Linked DNA regions of Homo sapiens: region 1 is linked to region 2. Evidence: chromatin contacts called from ENCODE Hi-C or POLR2A ChIA-PET data. All regions are on one chromosome and are shown on one strand. Each heading gives the region's core, a stretch centred on a gene start or an enhancer-like site at or near the end of the contact. The rest is flanking DNA. Distances are from core to core; before and after follow the strand shown. Region 1 has its middle 100 kb from the start of LINC02871. Region 2 has its middle 180 kb from the start of LINC02871.

Evidence for each region. Hi-C counts contacts between places; a loop is a spot of excess contacts on that map. ChIA-PET counts read pairs that join two places held with the same protein, here RNA polymerase II (POLR2A). Pooled maps may share reads with other maps.
Region 1: a map of ascending aorta shows a loop between it and region 2 (2.7-fold over the local background). The contact joins two enhancer-like sites. A Hi-C loop is called at or near these places in 5 of 168 maps with a recorded cell type or tissue (IMR-90, ascending aorta, chondrocyte and 2 more) and 7 of 50 pooled maps. POLR2A ChIA-PET finds 5 or more read pairs at or near these places in 1 of 52 experiments (Panc1).

What each region holds. Positions count from the first base shown.
Region 1 is chr20:10,918,502-10,924,932 of GRCh38, reverse strand. No RefSeq gene overlaps it. Among named protein-coding and RNA genes, the nearest start is that of LINC02871, 100 kb to the left of the region's middle. Within about 2 kb of position 4,997, at least 4 of the 41 ENCODE cell types and tissues checked have a DNase peak (open chromatin) inside an H3K27ac peak, as active enhancers do.
Region 2 is chr20:11,201,948-11,208,011 of GRCh38, reverse strand. No RefSeq gene overlaps it. Among named protein-coding and RNA genes, the nearest start is that of LINC02871, 180 kb to the right of the region's middle. Within about 2 kb of position 2,696, at least 8 of the 41 ENCODE cell types and tissues checked have a DNase peak (open chromatin) inside an H3K27ac peak, as active enhancers do.

The DNA.
Region 1 (6,431 bases), core at 3,748-6,247, 290 kb after region 2:
CATTGCATCATTAGTACCTTCTCCACTACTGCAAAGCAGAAAGGTATAATTTTATAGTGTTTACTGATCATGTTATTTGATTGAGGATGACAGCTAGCCTGCCTAGCATTCTTAAGAGCTGAGGAAAGGATTGTGAAAGCTCAGAGTCAGGAGGGGTGGGAAGGGAGACATCAGGGAAAAGCAAACACTTTTAGCTCCATATGCATGAAATCACTGACTCCTAGCCCATTCTGTTTGGAATAAAAGATATTAGCATGGCCTGTCATAGGACTGCCTTCGTTTATTAAAATAAATAAATAAATAAAGGGGGGTGGAGAAAGAGCAGGGAAGTGAAACATTTGCAACAATGATTCATTTTATATCAAATCATAGGTCAGATGTTGCCAGAGACTCAAGTCACACCCACCATAAATACAAACCAGACACCTCTGTCCACTGGACCTCTATTTAGACTCAAAGAGCAGGCACAGTTGTCATGTCTTACTGAGCCCATACACACACCTTGCTTTCTTCACCTGTGAAATGAGGGGTTAAAACTAGGTCCTTCCTCAGATGTTTTCCATCACTAATCACTAAGATTCTGGGATCCCAAAGCCAATATCCAATACTTGTCTTCTCCATGCCAGTGCCTGTGCCAGGAACTCTTACCAGTGCCATGAGTCCCAATAACCCTGGAAGGTTGGCATCATTCTAAACCCCGTGTTATTAAAGAAGAAACTGAGACTTACGTGGGTTAGGAGCCTTGCCAGGTTCTCTATTTCTCACAGCCAGGTGCAAGATGACCAGGGTGGGCAGCCTTAGGCCCCACCCACACCTACTGAATCAGAATCTGCATTTAACAAACCCCCCAGGTGATATGTACCCATGTTAATGTCTAAGAAGCAGTGCCCTAGGTCACAAAGCCACTGAATGTCAAAGCCAGAAGGCACATTCGAATCCTCTGATGCTGCATCTTGTACTTTTTCTACCCATACCACATCCATGATATCTCCTTCCAGAAGAAACTTATCCATTTAGCTCTTCTTATCAACCCTGGTCAGGATGTCATGCAAATCTCAGGATACCCTCTGCAGTCTTTCTCTTGGTATTATTTAAATCCATCAGGCACTACCAGAATAATTCCCTGGATGGTTTGCATTCTGCTGCCACTCCTGCATAATTAAATTAAACTTTTTAAAAATAGATTTAGGGGGTACAAATGCAATTTTGTTACATGGCTATATTACATAGTGCTGAAATCTGGGCTTTCAATATAACCATCACCTAACCATGGAATACTACTTAGCCATAAACTAATCATTAATCAAAAATGATAGCATTGCCAGTGGCCTTGGAAATAATAGATAAACCAACTTTTCAATGACATCAAGAATAAGGCCTAAGGATACAACCTAAAAGAGAAGCAAAGATTTTTTTATGTCTCTTTTGCTGATGATAAAGCAGCAAAGAACCACTGTGGGTACCAGGAAGATCTTTCTTTAATGAGGCTTGTCTTTGGCTTCTCTCTTGATACTTTGGCTTAAAAGACATCAGAGGGGACCTCCACTGTTAACAGTGATGGTCTCGAGACCCCCAGGCAGACCAGCCCCCCATTAGTTGGGTTACTCTGGAGTTGTAAACACGGTGCTCTCCCAATCTGTTTTCCAAGATGAACTGTATATAAAGCATGTGTGTGGCAGGAGATGATAGCACACTTGAGGCTTTCAGCAATCGATGTTTACAGACTATAATGGAAACCACAAGTTTCTTCTTTAACTCAAGTCAGTATACATTCCTTCAAGCCGCAGGCAAATTGGAGCAGGGAAGGGGGTTGGGAAGGCTTCACAGTGAGTCATCATTTCACATTTTTTAACAGCTTAATGAACATCCAGAAATGCCGCATTAGCCAGCAAAAATACAGTCCTTTTTTTCTCCCATCAAATTCAGCAATGACCGTATTTGGACGTGGGATTCCTTGAGCATCTACATTAAGTGACTTCCCTTACAGAAGGTAAGTGACTAAATGTCTAGTCTGCCACACAGTTACAAGCAAAAGCATATGAAGAGCCCATAACTAAGTTAATAACCTGCCTTGAAGTTAATAACCTGCCCTTGTTTTGCCCCAAGTTTGGGAGCAGGGAAACATTACTTCTAGGTTCCATTAATCCCCTGAAAAACTCAGCCCAGAGTGCTTGGAAAAGAAGACAGAATTCTCAGATCTGCAGAGCAGCTCTCAGCCAAGATTCATGGTGCTAACAGACAGATGGTAAATAAAGCTGGGTTCTAAGGCTACAGCTGTGTGCCTCTGCATCTCTCAGATCTATGTGTGCGATCATTAAAATTTTTTAGATCATCTAAAATAGCAGTCTCTGTGTAACCTTGGCAACTTTGCTATTTCTGACATTCTTTTATATTTTATGTACAGAGGTCACATGCATAATGTGGGTAAAATAATGAAAAATGTGTGTGTTTGTGCATGGATATTTTAATGCTATATTATGTAGTCATTAGTCTTTTAATGGCTGTTTGAATTAAGAAGGTAGAAACTGAGTTTTTTTCCAAGTTTCGTCCTGAGGCTCGCATAAATTGTCTTTTGTCTTTTCACGCTTTTTTCTCCATTTCGCCTTAATACTATAGGCCATATGCTAGCACTCAAGCCAACTACAAGATCTGAAGGATTCTACTTGTCCCATGAATCAAAATTTGCATTTTTAGATCACCTGTGAGAATTTTGCATGAGCCTGAAAGGAAAGAGGTTTTGAATCACTCAGTCTCATAAGAATTTTGTAAGATTTTCTTGAATTTACAAAAAATAAACTGCAAGCATACTATTTCTGGAATGATAGTAGGATATGTAACCTTGAAATTTCATGGACACTTCCTCATATCCCTACAGATTGTCTTTTCAGCTACCTGCTATTTCAAAGTAGTAATTCATTAAAAGATTGAATTATAACTCCTGTAATATTTGTGACAATGGATAAAAACATTCCCGTTACATAATTTTATATGAATTAAATTGAAGTCCTGCTCAAAAGAATCTGAAATTCTTTTGATAGGTGCTGATAGAATTAGAGATTTTAAAAGTAAACACATTTTTAGTCTGCTTTTACTTCATAAATTACTCTAAATAAAGCTGATTCAACCTTTTTTAATTCACCTAACAAAAAAAAGGTTGTCTTTGTATATTTATCACTCAGTCTTGTTAGAACATGTTACTAGTTAGCATAGTTTTCTGAGGACTACTTCAAGATAATTTCATAACTTTTAGCTCAGTTTTCACATTTTTTTCATTTTTCTTGAGCAAGAAGAAAAGAATCAAGTCAGGAGTCCTATGCATTATGGGGCCCAAAAGGGAGGTTTTAAATATACACAAGTGATATACAAACATATTTGTCCTTTCATTCATTATTTATTCTTTCAGTAGATACTTACCGAGGATCTAGCACCTGAGTGCTACACCAGGTGCTGGGAGACTCTGATGTACGAAATTGACAGAGACTGGGTAGCACTCAGGTAACTTCCATTTTCATGGGGCTTTAAAGGGTGCATACAGATGATTAACAAACTAATTAACAAAACAATAAACAAATTAAGTAATAAAAATATTAAATGTCTTTATAGAAAATTAAAGATATATGGACTTTATTTGGATTCTGATTGGAAAGCCAACTGTAAAAGACATTTTTGAGACAATCAAGGAAAACTGAACACCAACTGCATATTCGATGATGCTAAAGAATTAATATTAATTGTGTTATGTGATAGTGTTTTTGTGCTGATGCTAAAAAGAACATATAAATAATGTCCACCAGCTTCATCCATATTGTTGCAAATGGCAGGATATTCTTTCTTAAGGTCTAATAATATTCCATTGCATATACATACCAAAATTTCTTTGTCCTTGAGGACTATAGTTAATAATATTGTATTATACACTGAAAACTTGCTAAAGGGGTAGATTTTATAGTAGATTTTATGTTGTTACCACAAAAAGAAAAAGGCAACCTGAGGTAATGGATTTGTTAATTCGCTTGACTGATGCTTGAGCATCCTTCCTGCTTCCTGACACCTCTCTTTCCCTCTCGAGCATCCCATGCTTTTTAGGAAACAAACTGGACTCTTGGGTTACTAGTCATGCTGATGTTCTTTCCTATCCACCCACCTTTCCAAACAGAATGAAATGAAATGAAACACTCCATGATATAGAAAGGCAGAAAGAACTGAAAACCAGCTGGCTCATTATTTCCCTCCACAAACCAGGGAAGGGCACAAATAAACAAACACAATATTGCTGATGGGAAGCCAATGTAGCCTGGGCCTGGTTTTCTCCAAGAAGTGACCTCCTCTAGCAAATTAAATGCCCGGAGCCTCCCAATCTCATCTGGTCCTGATTTTCAATCAACAGTAAACTGATATCTTTTTTTTTCACTTTCATTATAGCTTGTTTTCATCTAGTTTATATTTCCAAACGTACTGGTTTTCAAGCCTGAACTGTCATATTAAACACACACACACACACACTCAAAAAAAGTGCAGGCTAGGTGACCCAGTGGCACCAGGGACGGGGCCCAGCCCTTGGCTTGTGGGAACTCCTTGGAGGTTTTCTTTTCTCTGAGCTAATCTAATTGGGAGCCACCAAGTTGTTGGATAGGATGGAAACTGAAGGAGCCCGAACTCCCTTTCTTACCCCTGTATGGGGTGCCATGCTGAGAAGGGAGAGAAGAGGATGGAAGAATCCCTAGAGATCTCTGCACACTGTGCACTCAGGCCTATTCTAGCAAGGGCACCAAGGAACTTTGAGGGAGTGGAAGGTTGGACAGAGGGGTGGCCAGTCTTACAGCAGAGATTTGTAAACCTGCCTGATGATGGAGAAAAGGGCTGACTCTCCCAGCTAGTGAGAGTGGAGGCTCATGTTTTGTGCACAGAAGGGAACAGCCAAAACCCTTCCCTCTGACTAAGTCTCAAAATAATTAGTCAGCAAATGGAATGAACACAATCGGGAATGAGTTATGAATATTCTCAGCACCCACCCGAGGTGCTTGGACAACACACCCTTCAGCACGACAAAAGCCCTTGATGGTGACCCTCATGGACCTCCGCCAGGCCTCCAGCTGCACCATTATCAGAGGATCTGAGCTCATTCCCTTGGGCAGGTGCCTCCCTCCTCTGAGCTCTCTGCAACTGGGTCAAGGCAGTCTTTCCTCCCCACTGCAAAGGGTATGACATTAGCATGGGTTGCGGGGAGTGGTAGGCACAGGGGCCCAGGCAGCCCTCAAGTCTGGAAGAAGATGTGGTGAATTTGGATTCATCATCACACAGCCTCCATTTGCTTTAGCTCCTATGTACAGTTCCAAGATGGCTTTTTCCTTTGCAGAAATGATTCAGAACATTCTTTTCTTCCAAGTTTAACTTTTCATGTAGCAGCATAAAAACATAAATCTTTGAAGTGTTGGCCTTCACGGTGTTTCTCTGAATTTTCTTTCCTCCTGGTTGATTCCAAGGCTCATTCTTTCTTCTTCTCTCCACCTCTTTTGCCAAGGTTCTTTCCATCCCTGGATGGCAGCCCTCTCCCTTCTAAGGATGCTTCAGATCTTCGCTTCCTGGTCTCTTCTTGAAGCTTCCATTTCCGTCTGGTATCAAGTTCAGAGGTCACAAAATTTTCTCCAGTTGCCATCTTTTAGTAAATGCCTTTGGTAATCTGACCATTCTCTCTTGCTCTATTTTCTCCATTTTCATACACACACACACACACACACACACACACACCCCTCCCTTTACCAATCTCTCTCCCTGCATTTTTCCCTCCTCTCCCCTTGATCTTCAGAAACACAGGGCAGCACATGCCATGCAGAATAGACCTAAATATCATGTAAGAGAAATTTGTCTCATCATGAAATAGTGGAAAAAAATAATACCAGACATCAAGAATATGAGTTCTTTATAATAAGTAGTAAAACTAAGTTTTCAGCCTCTGTTAGATATTGTGCTTTAGAGGAATTATCTGTTTCTCAAGTAATTCTGTGGGCAAGAAACCATATCATGTCCATTTGGGGATTCAGAGAGGTTAAGCAATTAGGCTGAAGTCACATGGATAGCAGGTGATGCAGTCAGAATTCCAATCCCAGCAGCCAAACTTCAGGTTCTTACTTTAAAGACACGTTATGTTAACACATTTTATGTTAACTCCTCCTCCCTCTCGAAAGTTTGGGAAAGGAGCTGGTAAACTTTCCTCTGGAGCTGAGCATAAGTTGCCTATGACCACAATTTGGCTTAGTGCTTGTGATCTGAGAAACGTTTAGAGTTCTGTTGCACAGAGGTACCCTGTTCTGTAAGGAATCCAGACATCTGCCTCCTAATAGAGAAGCCATTCTTGGCTGCATTTGGGCATGGGGCTTTTAAGAATCCCAATGCCCAGTTCACACCCCAGTTAGATTACATCAGAATGCCTG
Region 2 (6,064 bases), core at 1,447-3,946:
CCAGCAGACTGTCTGGACTTTGCCCGGGCCGACATTGGGCATTAATGAATGCCGCATTCACTCCACTGGATATCCGAAGTGACTAATGCATGGAATATTTGGGCTGCCTTCAGTACATTCAATGTCCTCTTATGCCATCTACCCATTTTCCTCGTATTAGGCTGGAAACAAGAATAACTCATAAAATACAGCAAGGCCAAAAGGAATTTAGTGGCAGGGAGGAGAGAAAGTCTAAAGGCCTGCTTGGTCCTGTACACCATCTATATACTGATGACTTGTCAGTAGAAAGTTTGGGTGAATTGTGTTTCCTCTGAGCCGATCCTTTCATGAAGTCTTGCAAATTATTAAAATACCTATAAGCTAATTATTTATTTTGAGAATAAAGGGCTGCCCTTGATGCCTTAAATCAGCTCTTGACAAAGCATGACCCATGGGATAAATTCAGCCTGTAGACTATTTTAGTAAACAATATTTTATTGGAATACAGCCACACTCACTTGTTTATACTTTATCCATACCTGTTTTTGCTCTAAAATGGTAGAGTTGACTAGTTGCAACAGAGACTGTATGAACTGCAGAAGCTAAAATATTTATGATCTAACTGATCATTGTTTTATACTTTATATATGTCATTTGGTATAGACATATTTTTTATTCACTTATTTCTTGCTTTCTTCATGCAATCAATTAATTATAGGTATTTAATAATGAAAGCAATTAAGTAAATATTAAAGAAACAATACAATAAGAAACAACAAATTAAGTTTCTGTCCTTTTAAAACATACCTAAATATCGATAGTCATCTTATTGCAATCATTTATCTACAAAATCTTTTAGAACTTCACTCTTATGTTCTTATATGCTTGGCCTTCAGGGAAAAAAAAGAGAATTATGTACATGACCTGCTCATGTGCTCCACTATATTATGCCAATCAAATAAAATATACATAAATGGTAAAAATCACCCAATCTAAAGCTAAAGAGAACCATTATTTCTGGTCCTTCCTTTCTAGTCAATGTCATAAAACTAGAGTTGGTGATAAATCTAAGTTTTATAATATGCAGGAATCTTTCCTATTAAGCTATCATAATAATATATGCATATATATGTAAATGCACATATAAACAACCCATAAACATGAATATTTGTGGTATATTTCTAAATGTTTCAACATGTTAGGTATTTTGCAATTTTTCTCTCTTAGGATAACTGTTGCCAGAATATGTTTTCTCTTTTTGTAGTCTTAGCATGGACAAAACAAGTAAATACATGAGAGGTTTGGTCTGGGATTTACTCACTTAAGGGGGAAGAAAAGATTCTAGTTGTAATTAAGTTTTAAGGCAGGTGGAAAATATACCCTTGTTCAACCATCTCAATCCTGGGCACTTCTACCCTGAAGCTGTGATGTACATTGAAATCAAAATATGGTTGATTTTGAAGTAAACATTTTTTTTCCTAGCACACAACAGCAAATCTGACACTTAAATATGTGAAAAACAGAAGCCAGAACAAATTCAAAATAAATATGAGTTACTAACAGTTATAGATTAGGGAGTTCTGTTTCCACAAATCCTTAGCAAGGAGTATGCTCACAAAGCATGTAATTACACTAACAACTAACATGATAGATTTCTTAGACTCAAGATCACACAACAAAGTAATAATAATAACAATACTTATATCTCTGGGGCACTGCTTTTCTACTGTTGGGATCTAAAATTCCTAAGTCAATATCTTATTTATTTGCTGAGAACCAACCCTTTCACTTTTCTAAATTATTCCATATTAGGATTTCATGAACTAGTAGATCAGGTTACTACTCCTTATAGAAAGCTGCTGGAAAGTGCTAACTAAAGTGCTGGAATTTTAATGCCATATTTTAGTGGAGTAAGTGCATGGTAGAGGAAGATTAATTAGGTTTAAGACAGAAGGAGAGTCCAATTTAATTTTGCCCCATTACTCAACTTGCCTGGAAATTATACTTAGTGTGTGGGATTCTTCCCCCGAGGGGAATAGCGCAGAGCCTCCTTCCTACCCTGTCAAGCACAGGAAGCTGTGTAGTCTTTCTGTGCTCATTCTGTTCTATGCCCGCAGAGGTCTGTTTGTGCCAGGACAGCTTTGCAAGGCAGTGGAAATCCTTTTCTGGCACAAGATTTGCAAGATGTGGAATGGGCCTGTATGGTTAAGATACGTTAGCATGAAAATCCAGCTTTGACTGAAAAGTCTCAAAGAGGCTTAGGCTCCAATTCTGTGTCAGGAGGGAGAAGCAGAGAGAAATATATTGTCACATTCCAGTTATTTCCAAGTAGATTCTTGCCTTTGCAATTCCAGTTTAGCCAAAGAACTTCCAGAGCTGAATAAGGAAATGCTCCAGAAGAAACACTATGCCAAAAATGCACCTTCCTTCTTCCCCTCTCAAGTTCCATGTTTATTAGCCCTGGAAAAGCCCTCTTTTTACCTATTGAAATTCTTTAAGCCCCAACTCTAACTCATTAATCCTTCCTTAGTCCTTTTCAATATCTCGCCTTTAAATTCTTAGAGTATACAGCCTGTGCCACAGAACTTGGCAGTGAAACTCCACAGCTTTACACCTTCCAACCTGCAGACTTTGAAAGACAGAAGCAAAACTCTGTGTGAGGTCAGACTCATCAACTGTGCCTACCAACAGAGGGCGTAGCAGTTGGGAAAGTGATCTTACGAACCAACTTCCTAGTATTTGCTGGAGGATATTCTAGGGTTTGTCACTGTTCTTAGCCTGTCTCTCATAGTAGAGCACAAGCTTTTGAGACCTGGAAGTAATCTTTGTTAATAACTCGATTGTGTTATGATCTACAGTTTCACTTCTGGTCTCCTTTCCCTTCCAATGCTTTTAAGTCCTCTGTGCTAACTCTAATGCCAGGTGTCACCCATAGGCACAGTTCCTGAGCTAGTCTGAAGAACCCTGGAAACACTATGGTTCCTTGACAATAAGATGCCTTAAACTTTAAGATAAACTATCAACCTAGTAATAATGAAAAATAGCATTGCATTAAGTGTGCTTATTGATTATAAAATGAACTTCAATTTTTAAAATATTCTGTTGTGTGTGTGAGAGTTTTTTTTTTTTTAATGGTCACCATAGAACTGATAAATAAGGCCTATCAGGAACATCACCACCAAATCCAGTGAAACTTGGAACTGAGTTGCTTTGATCACAGATGGACTTGTGGTCGTGAGTCCCCAGGGTGGTAATAATTCTACCTGCTGAAATGTGAGGCCTTGTCTCAAGCATTACAATGGACTATTGGGGTTTTACTATTATTAATACTGCTTCCCTATAAAGCTAGATTTTCTCTTTGAATCCTGACTTGATTTAGTGAAGTTTTGTGCCTTTTCAGCTTGCCATGATCTTGTTCTTTTTTCCCTACTGGTTCTGTATTTTCCTCTTATAGGATTAAGATAATTTATGCAAATGGGCTAGAGTCCCCAAAATATAAAAAGACTTTTACACAATCATCTCTAAAGATTTCATTGTATTTCATAGTATATTTCTATCACTTATTTAATTAATGTCTTTGTTGCTGGACATTTATAGTATATGCCCAAATATAAACAAAATGAAATAAAAATAGATTTCTCATTTTTCAAAAAAGTGGATTAAAAAAAAACGATGTTTTGGCCCACTTGTCTCCATTTTTTTAGCTGTTCATCAATAGTTTCACACTTGATTTGGCCCAGTTTTCTTTTTTGAGTAAGTAACTATGTGGAATGTGTTTGTATGTCAAGGTCGCTGTTGTTATTGTTTGCATTTAGGCATAATTCCTTTGCAAACTTACCGAGAATTGAGACTACGAAGTAAAAGTATATGAATATATTTAAGGCCTTTTACAATTGTTTCTAAAATTTAAACCACTGTAGGTTCCCATTAAGTGTATATAAAAGTAGTAAGATGAGTCACGTTATATTTTTCTAAGATTGTTTTCAAGTTTTTTCTGAAATTTCCATTTTATTTGCAAGAGTGTTCGTAATATCTTAACAATGTCTGCATTATGTGTGTGATGGCCTCCTTGTCTTCCTGATTTTGATTATTTGGGCTTTCTTTTTTTTCCTTTTCTTAAAATTAATTTTCTAGATGTTTTAAAATTTTGTGTTTTCAATGAACCAAATTTTGGCAATGTTTATCTTCTCTGCCCTATTTTTATCATTTGAACTACTTTATTCTACTTTGTGAAAGTTTAGTAACTCCTTGTAATGAATGCAGATATCATTTGAATATTTGTCCTCCCCCACATTTCATGTTGAATTGTAATCCCCAATGTTGGAGGAGGGGCCTGGTGGGAGGTGACTGGATCATGGGAGTGGGACCCACATGACTTGGTGCTGTCCTCGTGATAATGAGATCTCCTGAGATCTGGTCATTTAAGTGTGTGGTGGCTCCGACTTCTCTTGCTCCTCCTCCTATCATGTAAGACACCTGCTCCCCCACCGCCTTCCACCATGATTGTAAGCTTCCTAAGGCCTCCCCAAAAGCAGATGCTGTGCTATGCTTCCTGTACAACCTGTAGAACTGTGAGCCAATTAAACCTCTTTGCTTATAAATTACCCAGTTCCTGGTATTTCTTTATAGCAGTGCAAGAACAGACTAATACAAATACCTAGTTTGTGCATTTCAGCCTCTTTTTTACTGTATTGATTTTTCCTTGCAATTCTATTAACTACTGAGCAAGATAATATGCTAAAATTCTGAGTGGTTATTTTTGATTCATTTGTTCTTTCAATTCCTGAAACAGATGTGTTAAAAGTTTCTTATATGAGTGTAGTTTTGCCTATATATTCTTTTGATTCTCTTATTGTCCACGTCTTCTTGTGGTTCCATCAATTTTTGATTTATATGCTGTGAATCTCTATCATTAGGTGCATGGATATGTAAAATCATTACATCTTCTTGTGAGTTGAAGTTGTTATCATTATAAAGTGACTATACCTTTTGCCTTAAATCTATTATGTTTAGTATTACTATTGCAACACTACCTTTCCTTTGTTTTACACTCAAATAATACATATTTGTCCAAGCTTCTACTTCTGTTTTATTTTTATTGTTAGCTCCAGGGACACATAGGATGTATACTACACAACTTCAGGGAACACCACCCTCATAAACTAGAACATGAATTCCCCACTTCCAGTGATTATGGATGTACCGGATTTCACAGGAATTTTCCTTAATCCAAGCTAATATTCTTTACTTTTAATTATTCAGTCTATTTGCATTTAAATCAGTCTATTTGCATTTCAATGATTACTAACACGTTTGTGTTTAAAATATACCCTCTTGATTTTTATTTTTCTCTAACTATTCTATTGTATTTCCTTTCCCTCTTGTAATATTTCAGTTTGAATGTTTTTATTCTAATTTTTAAATATTAATTTGAAAATCATACAAGTTAAAACATTAGTATACATCAAAGTAGAAAATTAATCAATACTTCAATTTTCCCTTAGAAAAGACAAGGTCCTTAGAACATTTCAACTCATTTTTATCACATTCAAGTAAATCTGTTAATGTTGTTTTGGATTTAAATTCTGTCTTAATCTTTAATACCTTATTATCATGTTTAATTATTGTTATTTTGTACATTTTATTAGACTTACCCACATATTCACTTTGTTCTCTCTTCTTCATTCCCTGTTCACTTTGGATCTTCTCTCTGGATTCAACTTGATTCTGCCTCAAGAACATTCTTTACTATTTCTTTTAGTGTAGGTTTGCTGGTGGCAAATCCTCTCGCTTTTTGTTTGCCTGAAAATAATCTAAATTTCTTCTTCACATGGAAGGTAACTTTCACGGGATATAGATTTTCAGGATGACATTTACCTTCTTCAGCACATTAAAGTCACCATTCCATTGCTATTGGCATTCACTGTTGCTATTAAGTTAGCTGTCAGTCATTTCTTTAAAGATAATCTGTTTTTCTTTTGTCTATTTTCAGGATTTTTCTTCTTCATTAGAATTCTGCAGTTTCATGATAGAATGATTAGGTGTAAATGTCTTTCTATTTACCCTTTTAGAGATTTATTAGCTT